2 separate regions of the Homo sapiens genome follow, and region 2 is linked to region 1. A link is a loop called in an ENCODE intact Hi-C map of the cell type or tissue named here. Cell type or tissue: chondrocyte. All regions are shown on one strand. Links, peaks and the distances in the headings refer to the core of each region. The heading gives the core; the rest is flanking DNA. Region 1 has its middle 18 kb from the start of LINC02164. Region 2 has its middle 110 kb from the start of LINC01570.

Region 1 (5,368 bases), core at 316-5,315:
GGGTGGGGACTGGAACCCTGAATTATAGTTTTCTTTCCAGAGATGTCAGAATGTTTCATGAATAAGAGCACAGCTTCTATGTTGGATACCCTGAATTTGAATCTCAGCATGGCCACTTTGTATATAACCAGAGGATGAATTGGGGACCCAATGGATCTACCATGACATGAACCTGCACCAACATTCACCTGACCTCCAAAATGCCTATTCTGACTGGTAGACCCTAGTCTCGCCCTAGTGCCAGTTCAGAGCCTGTGTCCAGTGATCCTGCACAGGTCCCATTAGTTCCTATTCCCCTGTTCAGTCATCCTGGTAAAAGGCTGTGTATTCCTGTGGGGGCAGGCTGGGAGAAAGATTGACAGTATAAATTTTTGGCAGTGGAGCAGAGTCCTTTCTGGAGGGGACCTGGCTTCACATTCAGACAAGGGACTCCTGGTCTGTGAACTGGCTTATGTCTGGGAATTGACTGGGGACTGTGACTCTGTTTTTATGATTCAGGTTAGACTTCTGCTCACCTGACCTAGAACTCTTCTGCAAACACAGATCAAGTAAAAATGTGGCAGGCTTCTTATCTATTTCACTTCTAGGAAAGCCACGATCAGCTGGCACCATAGGTCTCTGCGAGTCATGCTATTCTGCTTGCAGCTTTGACTCTGCTGTCCTTTATGGTAACTGCATCCACCTTGCCTTTGGGGATTGAGTGCTGCGGTCACTTGGCCCCGGCCCCTGTAGTGTGCCTATGTCACTTACCCTCTTTATACCTCAGTCTCCTCCTCTGTAAAATGGGCATCCTAATAACACCCACCGCCAGGGCTGCTGTGAGGTATAGATGGATTAGCATATGGAAAGTAATAGAAGAGGGTCTCAAAGCCCATGTGTCATTATCAGAATTATTTCATGACAGGGGAGAGCTGGAGGAGAGGGGAAGGTGCTGAGCAGACCCATGTGCTCTCCCACCAGTGTTTCCTGAGCACCTACTATGTGCTGCCCACTGTGAGAGCTGTTAGGGTTGAAATAGGGAGCACAGCAGGGTAGGGGCTGCCATCAGGAGCTTAGTGGGGAGACCATTGTGCAACATGGTTCCAGCGCTTGGGATGGGGAAGCTCAGGGAGTACAGGGGCCTAGGATCCTGGGCAGAATCATGGAAAGGACACAGCCTCCCCAGCCTCTCCTGCCTCCACTGTCTCCCTGGCCTCCTCTGCTTCCCTGGGCTCTCCTGCCTTCCTGGCTTCCCCTTCCTCCCCGGCCTCCCCAGTCTCCCCTGTCTCTCCTGCTTTTGAGGTAGGCCAGGAGCTGCGGGTGCTCACTTAGCCTGTCCTGGACTCTGGGTGTAGCACCTCGATGTCCAGAAAATACCCCCGGGTTCAGCTCATCACACAGCCAAGGAAGGAGCTCGCTCCACACTGACACTAACGGTGCATCCTGGGCTCATTCATCGGGCACGCCTCCAAAATATTTCTCTACGTCTCCTCCCTTTGCCCACCTGCATTGTCTCTGTGCCTGAGTCCTGGCTGGGGGCCTGCAAGGATCCCCTATCTCCTCTGTCCCTGCACAGCTGGGTTCCAGGCAATCTGTCTGCCCACCACACCTCTCTCCCCTTGCCCAGCATGCTCCAGCCCCACAGTCCTCTTTCTGCTTCTTTCCCAGCCTCTGGGCTTTTGCACACGCTGTTCCCTCTGCCTGAACACCCTCCACTGGGCTGAGAACAACTCTGAGACCTCTCTCAGCTGTTGCTTCCTTTGGAACAGCCGCTGCTGTTGTCCCTCTCGCAGCTCCAAGACCTGCCGAGCCTCCTGTCTTTTTCAGTTCCCATGCACCCAGCACTTCTCCTTGGCCTCCTTTTGCCCAATTGACAATGTCCATTCTCAATGCCTTCTCACCCAGCGCTGAGCCCCACTGGGTGAAGGCAATGCCTGTCATGTTCACCACAATATCCCCTCCCCCATCACCACGCCTGGTCCACAGTGATGCTCAAAAAAGATCTGTTGGTAGGCAATGGGAAGGTGCATTCATGTCATCCTGCAGGCGGAATTCTCCACTCGGTTTTCCCACTACCTCCAAATCATGCAAGACACAGGGTAAGAGCAAAGACAAGGTGGCTGTGGCCCATGTCCACCCTCTCGGGGCGTCCCTTCTCTTCTCTCCTCCTTGGGCAGGGAGACCATCGGGGTGCAACCTGGCTGGGGCGGGGAGGAGGTGCACGGCCTGGCCGGAGCGGGTCTGGCCACGGGTAGGGGAGAGCGACCGCCTGGGCCGGGGCAGGTGAGCGCAGCGCAGGCCCGGGCCCGGCGTGTCCGCGGTGCGGGCGAGCGGCCGGCAGAGGGCGCCAGAGAGCCAGGAGCGGCCCGCGGAGGAGCCCGCGCCGGCCCCGATGCCCAGCTCCGCGCCGCGCGGACCCACCGAGCCCGCGCTCAGACGCCCCAGCTCCGCCGAGAGGCCGCTCGCGCCGGGTCCTTCCTCTTCCCCAAGTGCAGGCAGAGCCCCCGGAGCCATGGCCAGCCCTTCCGGCAGCTCCGAAGCCACTGGCAAGCCCCGAGGCAGGGATGGCCGGCCCAGGAGGGAGGAGGACGACGTCCCTCCCGAAGAGAAGAGGCTGCGGCTGGGGCTGGAGGGGGGAAGCGCACAGCCCGAGGACTGCGAGGACGGGAAGGACGCGCCGCGGCCGGGCAGGGAGGAGACCGGCACCCAGACAGGTGGCGACGGCAGAGGAGTAAGTGACGCGGGCGCGGGGGTCCGGGGGTGCCGGGGGCGCGGGGGTGCCGGAGACGCGGGGTAGGGGCTGCGGGAGGCTCCGTGGCCGGCCCCGGGTTGAAGTTGGTAACTGAGTGGCAACTCCGGCGGGCGCGGAGTGACAGCTCGTGACGGCCTCCGAGACGCCAGCTGCCCCTTCTCGGCTGTGTGGCTTCGACTTCCTGATTCTCCCACGACGTCCCTGGCCAGGAGCCCCGTTGGACTCTGCGGCTAGCCAAAAGGGGAGGGGGAGCCCCGCGTCCTGGGGGCCCCCAGCAGGGGAAGGGGCGGGGGTTGCGCTGGGCATCCTGTCTGGGGCATCTGTCTGGGACTTTTGTCGGTCCCACCTGGCGGGGGGCTTATGGTGGGGGTAGAGGGGAAGTCCCTGGCGCCAGGCTTGGCCAAGCCCTGCTCTGCTGGGCTGCGGGCTGGCGGCGCTCACCCAGCTCCTCACCTGCCCCGCATCTTCCTGTTTTTCTTCCCTTTCTGGTTGGGCAGCGAGAGTTGAGAGGAGGCAGATGGCTTCCATCCCAGAAATCGCTCTCCTCTTTCCATCCCTACAGAGAGGGACAGAGAGGCAAAGTTCCTTGCATCCCTCGGGGCGCTGTCCCTGTGAGCTCCCGGTGTCCTGCACACGTGGGCCCCTGAGTGACCGGGCCCGTGTGCGTGGGATGGGGCTCCGTGGCCAGCCTGGCCTCCTGGGGTTCACTTTCTGCTTTCCTACCCCAACTCTTCCTGTGTGGCTTTGCTGGCCTTCCACTGGGGAGGCACGCGGGTTTGGAGGGCAGATGAGGGCCCCCTGGAGAGCTGTACCCCTCAGTGAGGGCCGCCACCTTGATGGTTTTTGATGGATAATGGGGTTGACCTCTTTGTTCCTTCCAAATGTTTTTATGTTTGACCATTTGCTCAGCTGAGCTTGTCTTAATAATTTGATTCGTGGTTAATGAGCCCCACATGGGAGAGAGGGCGGCCTTCATTCTGAACCCATTTGGGCAGCACGGGTAGCCGTCCTCGCCGTGGGCTGCCTCAGAGCCCCCCCTGCCCAGTCTTGGGGTTGCTCCCGGATGCTGTGTGGGAGGCTTGCTCCTGGTGACATCCTCATCTCCCCGTGCACGTTACTGCATTCAGAGCTTGGGTCACCTGGACACCGAACTCAGGTGAATTTTCTCTGAGATTCTGGGAGAAGGAGGACAGTTCTCTGGTAGGTTTTCCAGGGCCGATCACGGAAAGGATGAGACACAATTACGGTGGCAGTGTAACGCCAGGAAACTTTATTGCGTGAAGTCCCTCTCACTCCCTCTACCTCCCTCTTTTACGTGGACTCTGCCAAAGACCAGGATACTAGAATGCAGTGGAGTGACCAAGTGTAGTGGGACCTAGGGAACGTGAGTGTGGAGCCAGGCAGCTGGGGTTTGCATCCTGGTAATGCCCCTCCTTAGCTGGCTGACATGGCACACGCCAGTTACCCTGTCTGAGCCTTACTGTCTTCAGTGGCAAATGGATCTGTCAACAGGCCCCATTGCCTGGGGTTGTTACTGCTGAGATTAAGGGAAGCTCGTCCATAGAAGCACTTAGCGTTGTGCCTGGCACATAGTGTATGGTGGATAAATGGGACTTAGGACTGAAACTTACGCCTTGGTGTGTTTTGCAGTGATGTTTTGTTCTGGGGTGCATCACAAGAGACAAGGTTCTTGGCCGGGCGTGGTGGCTCAAGCCAATAATTCCAGCACTTTGAGAGGCCGAAGGGGGAGGATCGCTTGAGTCCAGGAGTTTAAGACCAGCCTGGGCAACGTGGTGAAGCCTCGCATCTACCAAAAAAAAAAATAATAATAATAAAATAAAAGCCAGGTATGGTGGTGTGTGCCTGCAGTCCCAAGTACTTGGGAGGCTGAGGTGGGAGGATTGCTAGAGCCTGGAAGGTCCAGCTGCAGTGAGCTGTCATCATGCCACTGCACTCCAGTCTAGGTGACAAAGTGAGACCCTGTTTCAAGGAAAAGAGAGAGAGAGAGAGACAGACAGACCCACAAGTGTCTTAAGCCAGAATCTCCATTAAAATGCTTTCTGGAGGCTAAAAGGATGATATATTGATAATGAAATATTTAAAAGGCAGAAACCCCACTGAATTTCTTGGTCCACAGAGGGAAATGTGAATTTCATGACCTGAAGGATGATGCAGGAACTGAACACAAACCATCCTTGTTTCCTGAATCTGAATATGCCACCCTCTTTTCATGGTGTCTGTATCTGCTCAGTCCGGCGGCCCCTCGAAAAGAGGGAATCTTGATTTTCAAACTTAAAATTTGGCCCAAAGCCCACTGCTGCCCACAGTGCCCGCCAGACACATTCCTCTTCCTTTTTAGTTTCTATGGGAATACTCTCTTTGAAGAACCCATGAAGCAGTGTCAGGCTGGTGTGAGAATCAGCAGCGATTTCTTTGAGGAGGAGAACCCGTTTCTTCACTCACAGGCCATGTCTGAGTGGATCAAGAAGAACAGAGTGCCCTTTTATGAGATTTTGTCTGCGTAGACCATTAGCTTGGTAAAAATGTCAAAACCATCCTCGTTCTTTAATAGCAGATTATTTTGGACTTTTCTCTGCAAGAAGCAGCATGGGCATTCAGATGCTTTTAAGGATAAAA
Region 2 (5,368 bases), core at 50-5,049, 260 kb after region 1:
GGGGGTTTCACCATGTTGGCCAGGCTGGTCTTGAACTCCTGACATCAGGTGATCCACCTGCCTTGGCCTCCCAAAGTGTTGGGATTACAGGCATGAGCCACTGTGCCCGGCCAAGCCCAGGTTTTTCTGACTCCAAAATCCACACTCCTGATGGCCACTCAACATTTCAATTTTTCATTCAGCAGATATTTATTTCGTATCTGCTACATTTGAGGCATTTCACTCTTTCTCTCTTCCTTTCTCCCATTCTCGCATTTGCCTAGATCTGTGATCCATGCAAACCCATGAGGTCTACTCTCTCCTAATCATCAGCCTGCCTTCCTGCCTTCCCTCCATTCCCTCCCTTCCCTCCCTTCCCTCCTTCCCTCCTTCCCTCCTTCCCTCCTTCCCTTCCTCCCCTCCCACTCCCTGCCTCCCTCCCTCCCTCCCTCCCTTCATTCCATTCCATTGCATTCCGTTCCGTTCCGTTCCATTCCATTCCATTCTGTTCCATTCGTTTTTGCCCAGGCCGGAATGCAGTGGCACAATAATGGCTCACTGCAGCCTCAACCTGCTGAATTCAAGTGATCCTCCCACCTCAGCCACACAAGTAGCTGAGACAACAGGCATGCAGTACCATGCCTGGCTAATTCTTTAATTTTCTGTAGAGATGAAGTCTCCTTATGTTGCCCAGGCTGTCTTGAACTCCTGGACTCACGCAATCGTCCCGCCTCCACCTCCCAAAGTGTTGGGATTACAGGTGTGAGCCATCATGCCTGGCCGAGTATCAGGCTTTCAAATGTTTATATGCAGCTGCTAAACTTACTTCATGCTCTTTCTGTCTCTGCCATCAGCTATGTCAGGACCTAGAGTTCTCTCTCAACCTAAGTCACTCTATCCAGACACACCATCCTCAGCCAGCAGCCTCAGTGTATGGGTCCCAACATTGAATGCTTCAGATATGGTCCCGTTGGCAAAGTGTCTTATCAGCATTTCTTAGTGCAGCCTCTAATTCCATAAGCTTTTTGCGTGGTAACTTCACCACACAGTTGACTCAGAGGCTAACTGGTCTCCCAGCTTTCATCCTATACTTACGAATTGCCTTTCAGATTATAGCTTTTTCTCTAGTCTACCTCACATAGATCCCAAACTCCAGAGAGATGTCATGTAAGGACAAGGAATTATGGCTGGGAGAAGTTAAGCCCAGTGGTGCCTCTTCATGGGCAGGCATCATAATTTTGAAGTTTTACAGCAATGACTTTCAACATTCCATGAGCCTGAAAAAAGAAAACACGGCCAGGCGCGGTGTTTCACCCCTGTAATCCCAGCACTTTGGGAGGCCGAGGTGGGCGGGTCACCTGAGGTCAGGAGTTTGAGACCAGCTTGGCCAACATGGTGAAACCCCATCTCTACTGAAAATACAAAAAAATTATCTGGGTGTGGTGGTGGGTGCCTGTAATCCCAGCTACTAGGGTGGCCGAGACAGGAGAATCGATTGAACTCGGGAGGCGGAGGTTGCAGTGAGTTGAGATTGCTCCACTACATTCCAGCCTGGATGACAAAACGAGACTCTGTCTACAAAAAAAAAAAAAAAAAAAAAAAGAAAAAATAAAATTATCAATTATCTATTCCCCAGCCAAGCAGGCTCCCACATTTCTAAATGAATGAATAGCAGACAAACTATGCGGACGCCCTGTCGATCTAGTGGAAGGGTTGGTGAGGAGTGGTGGGGAGGCAGGCTGAATCCTGGGGGAAGAGGGTTTGTCTCTGGAGGCAGATGGGCTGGATTCAAATCCAAGGCTGGCTTTGGCTAAATTACTTTAACCTTGCAGTCTCGTTTTTCCCCTCTGTTAAATGAAGGCAATTATAGCATCTTCCTCCTAAGTTGCTCAAATATTAAATGAGATGATGCCGTCAAATCTCCAAACACAGTTCATGGTGTGTGGGTAGTACCCAGTGAATGTTAATCTGATGATTACTATTATTATTTTAGAGACAAGATCTTGCTCTGTCACCCAGGCTGGAGTGTAGTGGTGCGGTCACAGCTCCCTGCAGTCTCAAACTCCTGGGCTCAAGTGATTCTCCTGCCTCAGCCTCCCAGTACATGCTGGGACTACAGGCATTTGTTACCATGCCCAGCTAATTTTTATTTATTTATTTTTTTTGTAGAGATGGGTCTTGCTATGTTGCCCAAGCTGGTCTCGAACTCCTGGCCTCAAGTGATCCTCCCACCTTGGCCTCCCAAAGTGCTGGGATTACAGGCATGAGCCACCATGCCCAGCTCACTATTATTATTATTATTATTATTATTAATTGTTATGATTACTGAGGAGACAGGTAAGCAGCTACAATTTAGAGTGACCAGTATGGCCGGCAGAAGGTGGTTGTAGGGTTAGCTAAACTAGGGGAAGAAATCAAGAGAGGCTTCCTAGAGTAGGGGGTGAATGAGATGGCATGGAGGCAGCAGCTTTGGGCAGAAGGATTAGAATATCCTCAGGAAATCTTTAGGAAGAACGGCAGGGATGCCTTTCACCCCATGAAATGGAGAGATGGTCCTCCCGTCCCTGTGTGACTTCTGTGCTGGTGTGTCCCAGTGGATGGGGACACTGTAAGGGTGGGATGTGGACACTGTAGGGGTGGGATGTGGAGAAGGCTCCTGATCATTCTTCCTCGGCTTGCCTGAGGGTCAGGGGGTGGACATGGAGGTTGGACCTCAGGCTCCGGCCCCTAGTGTCCCTGTTCTGGAAGCCCCCTGCTCTGCTTCTCTGGGTCTGGCTGGAGACCTGCCTTTTGTTGCTGTTACTGTAGGTGGCAGCAGAAGCCTGACAAAGTCCATCTTTGCAGGGCAGCGAGAGGGGAGAAAATGCAATCAGGTCCAAGGCGCCTCCAGCCTCTGTTATCTCTGCAGTGGTTAGGCTGGGAGTCGAAGGGGTTAGAACAGGCAGCAACCATATTAACAGAATCCTCTATTGAGTTATAGTCTGTCTGCAGATGTCTGCAGAGTCTGCAGTGCACCAGAGCCTGCCCCCGAAGGCTGGAACTTTATCAGACCATCTCCCGTCAGTTCCAGACTCTTCCGCGTCTCAGGGGACCCTGAGAAATAGCCAGGGCAGGGAGACCAGAGCACAGGAGCAATTCTGATTGAGATCTTGAACAATACAGTCCCTAGAAAGATGGACTCCCCCTGCAGAGGAAATTCTGATCTTGCTACAACGATTGCTTGGATCATTCTATTTAGACGTGTCCAATACACATCTCTCCTAAAATATTTCCTCTTTCTTCCCTGGGGCTTTTCAGATGCCCCATGCAAGTGTGGAAGCTGCATTTCAGCTGGGGAAACAGGGCACAGGAGAGAAGGGTGCAGGCTCTGGAACCACACCCCCAGGGTGGAGCCGCAGTTCTGCCATTGACTGCTGTGTGACTTCCGGCAAGAGAATTAACATCTCTGTGCCACAGTGTCCTCCTCTGTGCAGTACCCCATGTATCTTTGCACTTATTTTTGTTCTTATAGGAAGATCCAAGAGGACCTCTGGTATTACGGACAGAGAGTTGTACCCGTGGGAAGTAATTTCACCACTGTCCCCCACTCTTGAATCTCCCTCACCCCTCTTCTTTTTGGAATAGGTTTACTGAGATATAATTCACACACCATATAATTCATCAATTTCAAGTGTACAAGACACTGGTTTCTTTCTTTGTTTTGTTTTTGTTTTTTGAGACGGAGTCTTGCTCTGTCGCCCAGGCTGGAGTGCAGTGGCGCATGGCGCAATCACGGCTCACTGTAGCCTCTACCTCCTGGGTTCAAGCGATTCTTGTGCCTTGGCCTCCTGAGTAGCTGGGACTATAGGTGTGAGCCACCACACCAGGCTACTTTTTGTTATTGTAGTAGAGATGAGGTTTCCCCATGTTGGTCAGGTTGGTCTTGAACTCCTGACCTGAGGTGATCCATCTGCCTCGGCCTCCCAAAGTGCTGGTATTACAAGCATGAGCCACCATACCTGGCCAAGACAATGGTTTTAAGTATATTCAAAGTTGTGCAACCATCTCCACCATCACTTTTAGAACATGTTCATCCCCTCCCCAAAGAAACTCTCTACTCTTAAGCTATCAAACCCCTATTGTCTGGTCCTCCCAGCCCCTGGCAAACACTCATCTACTTTCTATCTCTACAGATTTGCCTGTTGTGGCCATTTCATATAAATAGCCTCCTTTCTTCTTTGCTGAGGCTCAGCCATGCCCCTCTTCTCATCATGGTGAGGAGAGCTGGCTTACCCTTTGTCTCTGGGGGGCTGGTTTGGGGCCCCTCCAGCCCCTTCCTGGCATCTGGAGCAGCATCTCCAGAGGGCGATGGCTGGGGGCGGAGGGAACTTGCCAACCAGCCTCATTGCTCACAGCACAAGCAGCTTGGCTCAGGATTACTCATTTCAAACTCGATTTGAGGCTCTGCCAAGAGCAGCAGCACCCCTGGAGCATGTCACCTGATTATTCCTACCCCTTCCCTGATCCCTGAGAGCCCAGAGCACAGAGCAGGCCGCCTCCCAGGACCCAACAGCTGCCAACTTTGAGGCAGGGCCTGCCAGGAGCCTGCTGGGCCTCGGACTTGGCTCTGCAACGCTTGCCCAGCCTGGCCCAGGCTCCTGGATAACAAGGAAACCTGGGGCTTTTGTCTTCAGGCCATTGAGAAGCAGTTTCCTGCAGTAGGGCCAATGGCATTGACCTTTCTGACCAAGAGCTGAGGCAGTCACTGTCCACACACGCACGATCATAAAAATGCCTCCATTCACAGATAGGCTCTGCTGACGCCCTCCACGCGCCTGGTGGGTTGGATTGTCTGTTACTTATCATCAAAGGGGAGGGCCCGGTTTGGCTCCCAGCAAGTAAACCAGGCACAAGCACACAAGAGCAGATGTACTGTCTACCATTTGCTGAGCATTTGCTAGACACCAGACACTGCCATAGGCATTAACTTCCATAATCCTCCCTGCAGCTCTGTGGGGAAGGAACCCTCACCAGCCCCACCTTCAGAGGAGGATGCGGAGGCTTGGGAAGACCAAGGGAGTAACTGGCCATGAGCGGTGACGTTGGAGCTGGCATGAGGGCTTGCTGACCCCTGTGGAGAAGGAAGGAGGCCATTCCAGGAAACTTTCAGACTAGGCAGATCTGTAGAGACAGACAGTGAATCCCTAGAGACAGTGAATCAGTGGTTGTCCTAGGGGCTGGGGACGATGGGTTTGGGAGGTGAGAGCTGAAGGGTGCAGGTTTCTTTGAGGAGTGATGAACGTGTTCTAAAGCTGGTCAAGGCGCTGGTTGCATAGCCCTGTGGATATACCAAACACCACTTGAGATGGGCACTTTCAGTGGGGGAATTGTGCAGTGTATGAGTTATAGC

The links. A loop is a pair of places that touch in the nucleus more often than their neighbours do. Peaks named below come from ENCODE experiments on the same cell type or tissue, not always from the same donor. Only the 100,000 strongest peaks of a DNase experiment are listed, where the experiment ranks them.
Region 2: a loop joins it to region 1, with 4 times the contacts of the local background. A loop is called at or near these places in 16 of 110 quality-filtered maps.

Annotation. Positions count from the first base shown.
Region 1 is chr16:5,237,396-5,242,763 of GRCh38, forward strand. It overlaps a transcript of RBFOX1 not described here. Among named protein-coding and RNA genes, the nearest start is that of LINC02164, 18 kb to the left of the region's middle. RefSeq lists an enhancer at 1-639 and a silencer at 2,215-2,434. In chondrocyte, for the core only: a CTCF peak has its summit at 2,336 (motif pointing right); no DNase peak of the experiment used is centred there.
Region 2 is chr16:5,499,761-5,505,128 of GRCh38, forward strand. It overlaps a transcript of RBFOX1 not described here. Among named protein-coding and RNA genes, the nearest start is that of LINC01570, 110 kb to the right of the region's middle. In chondrocyte, for the core only: no CTCF peak of the experiment used is centred there; a DNase peak (open chromatin) is centred at 2,708.